Linked DNA regions of Homo sapiens: region 2 is linked to region 1. Evidence: chromatin loops called from intact Hi-C (ENCODE). Cell type or tissue: endothelial cell of umbilical vein. All regions are shown on one strand. Each heading gives the region's core, and the rest is flanking DNA. Links, peaks and the distances in the headings are about the cores only. Region 1 has its middle 49 kb from the start of LINC03050. Region 2 has its middle 49 kb from the start of ACTR2.

Region 1 (2,913 bases), core at 112-2,611:
GAGGCAGATGTTGCAGTTAGCCAAGATTGCACCACTGAACTCCAGCTCCGGCAGCAGAGTGAGACTCTGTCTCAAAAAAAAAAAAAATCAGTTTTGTGTTCCATTAAAATACATTAAGTCGGGTGTGGTAGCATGTGTCTGTAATCCCAGCACTTTAGGAGGCTGAGGCAGGAGGATCCCTTGAGGCCAGGAGTTGGAGACCAGCCTGGACAACATAGCGAGACCCTGTCTCAAAAAAAAAAAAAAAATAGGACAGCAACTGAGACTTAATAAAAATGTCTTCCATGTATTTTTTCTAAAACCAGTTAATTTATATTTGTGGAATAATTTTGTGCTCACTAAACATGTACATACAACGCTATTATGGACTTCAATGAACAGAAAGCTTTTTCCATTGTTTCCAGATCACTCTTTCTCTCTCTTTTTTTTTTTTTTTTTTTTGAGACGGAGTCTGGCTCTGTAACCCAGGCTGGAGTGCAGTGGCGCCATCTCGGCTCACTGCAAGCTCCGCCTCCCGGGTTCACGCCATTCTCCTGCCTCAGCCTCCAGAGTAGCTGGGACTACAGGCTCCTGCCACCACGCCTGGCTAATTATTTTTGTATTTTTAGTAGAGACGGGGTTTCACTGTGTTAGCCAGGATGGTCTTAATCTCCTGACCTCATGATCTGCCCACCTCGGCCTCCCAAAGTGCTGGGATTACAGGTATGAGCCACCGCGCCCAGCCTCTCTCTTTTTTTTAAAGAACAGGTGTTCGCCAGGCACGGTGGCTCACGCCTGTAATCCCAGGACTTTGGGAGGCCAAGGCGGGCGGATCACGAGGTCAGGAGTTCGAAACCAGCCTGGCCAACATGGTGAAACCCCGTCTCTACTAAAAAAATGAAAATTAGCCGGGCGTGGTGGCATGTGTCTGTAATCCCAGCTACTCAGGAGGCTGAGGCAGGAGAATCACTTGAACCCGGGAGGCAGAGGTTGCAGTGAGCCAAGATCGCGCCACTGCACTCCAGCCTGGGCGACAGAGCGAGACTCTGTCTCAAAACAACAACAAAAAACAAACAAACAACAACAACAACAACAACAAAAACAGGTGTTCACCTCTTATTCCCTTGAAATAAGTTGTTGAAAAATCCTGTTGTTCTACACAGCCCTGCTCACCAAACAGTGTGAGAGCTGTGGGCTTGGTTTACCGCCCGCAGGTTCTGATCCCACGTCTTCTTTGCCCTGGTTGGAGAAGGGATGTGAGGAGCGGAGAAGCCGTGGCCCAAACAGGACCTGCTGGCTCCCTCTTGTGGAGAATAGGGAGAAAACATGCGGGAAGAAAAGGGGCTCTGTATATCGGCGAATACTATTTTACTGAAACAACCCCGGGAAATGTGATCTGAAAAATATGGTCTGAGACAGAGTTGTATTTTGCTGTGTATTGCAAAAGGGATTGGAAGTCACTGGGTGGGGGAGTATAAATTGAATAACTAGAATACGCAGAAGATTAAAAAAATTTTAGCCCATCATTTTGTTGTTGGCCCAGAGTAAACCTCTCTCCCAGGGCAATTCATAAGGAACAAACTGGCTTGGGGATCTCTTTTCCCCCCTCTTTCCCTTCTCGTGGTGGGAGGAGGAACAGAATTACCCAAAGGGGTGCCGCGGCTGAGGTGTATGTTCCTGGCAGGGATAAGGCACGGGCGCCTTGGCTCACCCAACAGTCCGGGCAGGCCTCCAGGGTCCTGCGTGTGGACACCAAATACCAAAAACCAACTGAATTGTATGCTTTAAAGTGATGGATTTTATGGTATGCAAATTACATCTCAATTTTAGAAAGGAAATATTTTATTGAGCCAGTTGTTAACTTGATTTAAAAATTGTATTCAGACACATGGTACAACACGTGGGCCTCATTTGTACTCTTGCCCCTGGGGTCCTGCAAATGTCACCAAGGAGTCTGCACATCGAGGTGTGAAATGGCAGTGGGTGCTTTGTCAACTCAGATTTTCAAGGAACCTGGAGCTTAGCAGTTGAGGTGGAGAGTGGTAGGAAATAAGGCTGGATCATAGACAAGGCCAGGTCCTGGAGGGCTTATGAACTGTGAGATGAACTCAGCCTTTATTGGAGGTGAGTGGGATGGACAGGTCTTAGTTGTAGGTTGGCAGTGAGGAATCTTTTTTTTTTTTGAGATGCAGTCTCACTCTGTCACCCAGGCTGGAGTGCAGTGGTGTGATTTTGGCTCACTGCAACTTCTGCCTCCCGGGTTCAAGTGATTCTTCTGCCTCACCCTCCTGAGTAGCTGGGACTACAGGTGCATGCCACCACAGCTGGCTAATTTTTGTAATTTTAGTAGAGTCGGGGTTTCACCATATTAAGCCAGGCTGGTCTTGAACTCCTGACCTCGTGATCTGCCCGCCTCGGCCTCCCAAAGTGCTGGGATTACAGATGTAAGCCACCACGCCTGGCTGATTTTGCATTTTCAAATAAACAGCCATACCTTTTTACTTTCCACTCTAGCAGCTGGTGGGGAGGACAGATCTGAGAGGGACCGTTCTGGAGTCATCGAGGGCAGTCGGCTGTTGCATTCATCTAGGAGAGAGGTGTGCCAGGCCTGAACCCTAAGGCAGTGACAGTAGAAATAAGGCAGAGGAGAGGGCAGGTCATGGAAATGCTTAGCCATAAACTCAGAGGCATGGGGATAGTGGTGGAGTGTGTGGAAGAGAAGGTGGGGGAAGAGTCAAAGGTGACTCATCATTGTGGGTAGTGGTGGCAAAAGTGGGCAGGCTTGGGGCATGTGGAGGGAGAGGACCTGCTGACTGAGAAAATGACCAGTGGGTGTTAGATAAGAAGAGGTCAAGCCCGGAGGCTGGGGTGTGGAGTCTTCATCATATCCTACTCAACCACAAGTTGGGTGAAGATGAACTCTCGTGGTGCTTG
Region 2 (2,913 bases), core at 261-2,760, 280 kb before region 1:
ACCATCAGTCATTTACACATCCATTTGTATTAAAAGGAAATCCAGAGACTCACACTGACGCCTAGGGGAGATTAGCAGCTCTTTGTGATGTAAGTGAAAGGAAGGTCTGTAACTTTGGCCTAAGGAGTGCATTGGAGAAAATTGGTAGGTTCCTGAGGAAATTCAGTTTTTAGAGCAAGCTCACTTTTTAGGGCAAGCTCACCTTGGTAGATGAGAGTTGAGTGCTGGAAGTGGTAAAATAACCAAAGCAAACTGCTCATTTCAACATTCCTTTCTCCTCGCTTCCGACTTGCAGTGTTCCAGCTTCCTGAACTCAAGCTAGTACAGCTAATGCTACAAGTTTAGCTGCTTGATACATGAAAGTGATTTATAATCAGGCCAAGAAACCAACCTACCAGATGTAGCTTTACTTTTAGAGAGCATGTATGTATTTCAAGTTCTATGCAACTGACAAATGAACTTTTGGATGCAACTTGTTCAAAAGTGGAAGTATTGAATTGTTTATGGTGACCAACAGTCCACACATTAATGACTGCTATAATTATGTTTCTTATGATATCAAAACTGACATGGTCCCCTAATACAGAATGCAGTTCATAATGTGGATTTGGGGAGTGCCAGTGTTCACCATTTGTGTTTTTGAAACACAAGGTATAGGTGGTGTGAGGAAAACTATCTTCTGACTTTAAGCTACTATTTTTTAAATGGTATGACAACTTTATGTTGATTTCTTTTGGTTAATCCGACCAGTCTTAGTGTTGCATGAAAATGATCTTCATCATTTCCATTTCATAGCAACTCTTTTATGCCTTAAACATTTTTTTTCTGTTCATACCATTCAAAAGAAGCTAAGATTTGTGGTGTGAGCCAACACAAATCCTCCCTCAGGTGCTTTAATAACAGTAAGACAGGCTTCCTTGAATATCCTAAATGAAAGCTTTGTTTTGTTGCACTTTTGAACAAATACGTGAAGAGAATGATTTATGTAATGAAATTCCATGTTTTAAGAGTCTAAAGAGGATTGGATTTATGGTTCTTCCACCCCCATCCCCACCATTGAAACTAGAAAACTTGTGACTTTGGCCCAGATCGCAAAAACCTTTGCTGCTCCCAAGTTCCCTGAACTGTTAGGATAAAATAGAATACTAAAGAGTACCTTAAACTCAGAAGGCATGATTTGCTAACTGTCAACCTAAACCAAATGGCAGCTCACACCACTAGCTGATTTTATTCAGAAGATAGGGCTAAAGGAGAAACTTTTCCCACTAAATTTCAGTACAGTTACTACTTTCAAGAATACACCCTGTTTTCTTCAGGCTCTGAGCTTGTCTGCTGAAATAATTAGCTGTGAGGCAGACAGGGAAAGAATTGCATCTGCAAAAAGCAGGAAGACAAGGTCAAGAGAAGAGGAGGCAGCTTGACTCACAGCTGCCCACCCTGCAGAGGAGCAGAGCTTGCCAAGAATATCCACATTGATTTATGGAGAAAAAATCAGGAAACCATTCACCCCAGATAGCTTGGATTTGTGACAATATCAGTGTAAACGATTTCCATTTAGACTGTGAATTCCGAGTCTCCGTAGGTGCTCCATTTTTTCCCACCTTCGCCCCTTCTCCGAGCATTTCTAGCAACACTCGGGCCAGTGATTCTCAAACTTTGGGGTGCCTGAGACTCTCTTGAGCTAGTGACAATGCAGATACCTGGCTCCACTTCCAGAAATTGAGGTGACACTCTTAGGAAGGGGTCTTTTGCACTTAGAAAAATGTGAATCAGAAACCAGGGAAATTTTGTAAGAATTAAGCTACAGACTAAATGATATTAATAAAAAATCTTGGTATGTTTGTACAGAAGGTTTCACTTAATTAGGAGTTTCCTAAGAGAATGAAGGCAAAGGCTTTTCCGCCTGGGGACTCTTGAGACTCTTCGGGCTTACTCTCCAGGGTGCCACTGTATACCTTGAGAAAACTGCTGGCTTGCTTCATTCTTGTGCCTAATCTTGCTCACAAAGGAACATGCTACCAGTCTCATCTGCTTCCAAAGGGCTTTGTTTCAAATCCCTTTTGGAAAAGGGGTGCATTTTTCTGCCTTGGTTTACTGCCTTTTGGAGAACAAGAATGCATCTCAAACGTGTTTATTGAACTTTTAAAGTTCCTTGACTTTCTGCGGGCAGAGCCAACCATGGTCTTCAGACCCTACGTTAATTAAGAGAGCTAAAAAGGAAGCAATGAGAACAACAGCGAGGACACGACAAAGCTGTAAGGTCACCATTTATGAGTGTCTGTGAAGTGCCAGGCACTGTACCTTAAGCATTTGCCAGCATTCTCACTTAATGCAAGTAGGAATTATCACCACTTTGTAGATGAGGAGACTGAGACTTAAGAGGTAAAGTAACAAGAACAAAGACTCAGAGCTAAGAAGCTGTAGAGCCAGAGTGGGGCTCAAGCATCTTCCTGACTATACAACCGTTGCTTTTCCAACACCCATTGATGGCTCTGTGTGGTGGTCATTGAGCCCTGTCCTATTTCAAAGCCTTGATCAGTTTAGGAGGCTGTCTTGACCCTGCGCCTCATCACAGGCCTTGGGAAAAGCACTTGTCCTTTGTGTGCCTTAATTTAACTCAGTGAGTCAAGTGCCCCAAGCCTGGAGTGGTTGGCGTCCCAAGTGCCATTTGAAAAGTGCTTTGATATGAAGTGCCCACAAGGGCTTGCTCTTCTGTTGATAGCAAACCATTTCCATGAAGAAACTTAAGTGGAAGCTCTGGGAGTGAACGAGTGAAAGGAGTGTTGGCTACAGGCATTTGGATCCAGAGGAGCTTGTCCCACTTTTAGGAGTGATCAGTTGAGGCTTTTTTCCCCTTGGTAGGTTTAATTTTTGACCAGCAGGTGTACACTGTGGTCCAAGGCCCCGGATTTG

Evidence for each region. A loop is a pair of places that touch in the nucleus more often than their neighbours do. Peaks named below come from ENCODE experiments on the same cell type or tissue, not always from the same donor. Only the 100,000 strongest peaks of a DNase experiment are listed, where the experiment ranks them.
Region 2: it touches region 1 in a loop (5-fold over the local background); 104 of 110 quality-filtered maps call a loop at or near these places.

What each region holds. Positions count from the first base shown.
Region 1 is chr2:65,552,160-65,555,072 of GRCh38, forward strand. No RefSeq gene overlaps it. Among named protein-coding and RNA genes, the nearest start is that of LINC03050, 49 kb to the right of the region's middle. In endothelial cell of umbilical vein, for the core only: a CTCF peak has its summit at 1,283 (motif pointing left); a DNase peak (open chromatin) is centred at 1,252.
Region 2 is chr2:65,275,388-65,278,300 of GRCh38, forward strand. No RefSeq gene overlaps it. Among named protein-coding and RNA genes, the nearest start is that of ACTR2, 49 kb to the left of the region's middle. RefSeq lists an enhancer at 1-373. In endothelial cell of umbilical vein, for the core only: no CTCF peak of the experiment used is centred there; a DNase peak (open chromatin) is centred at 1,484.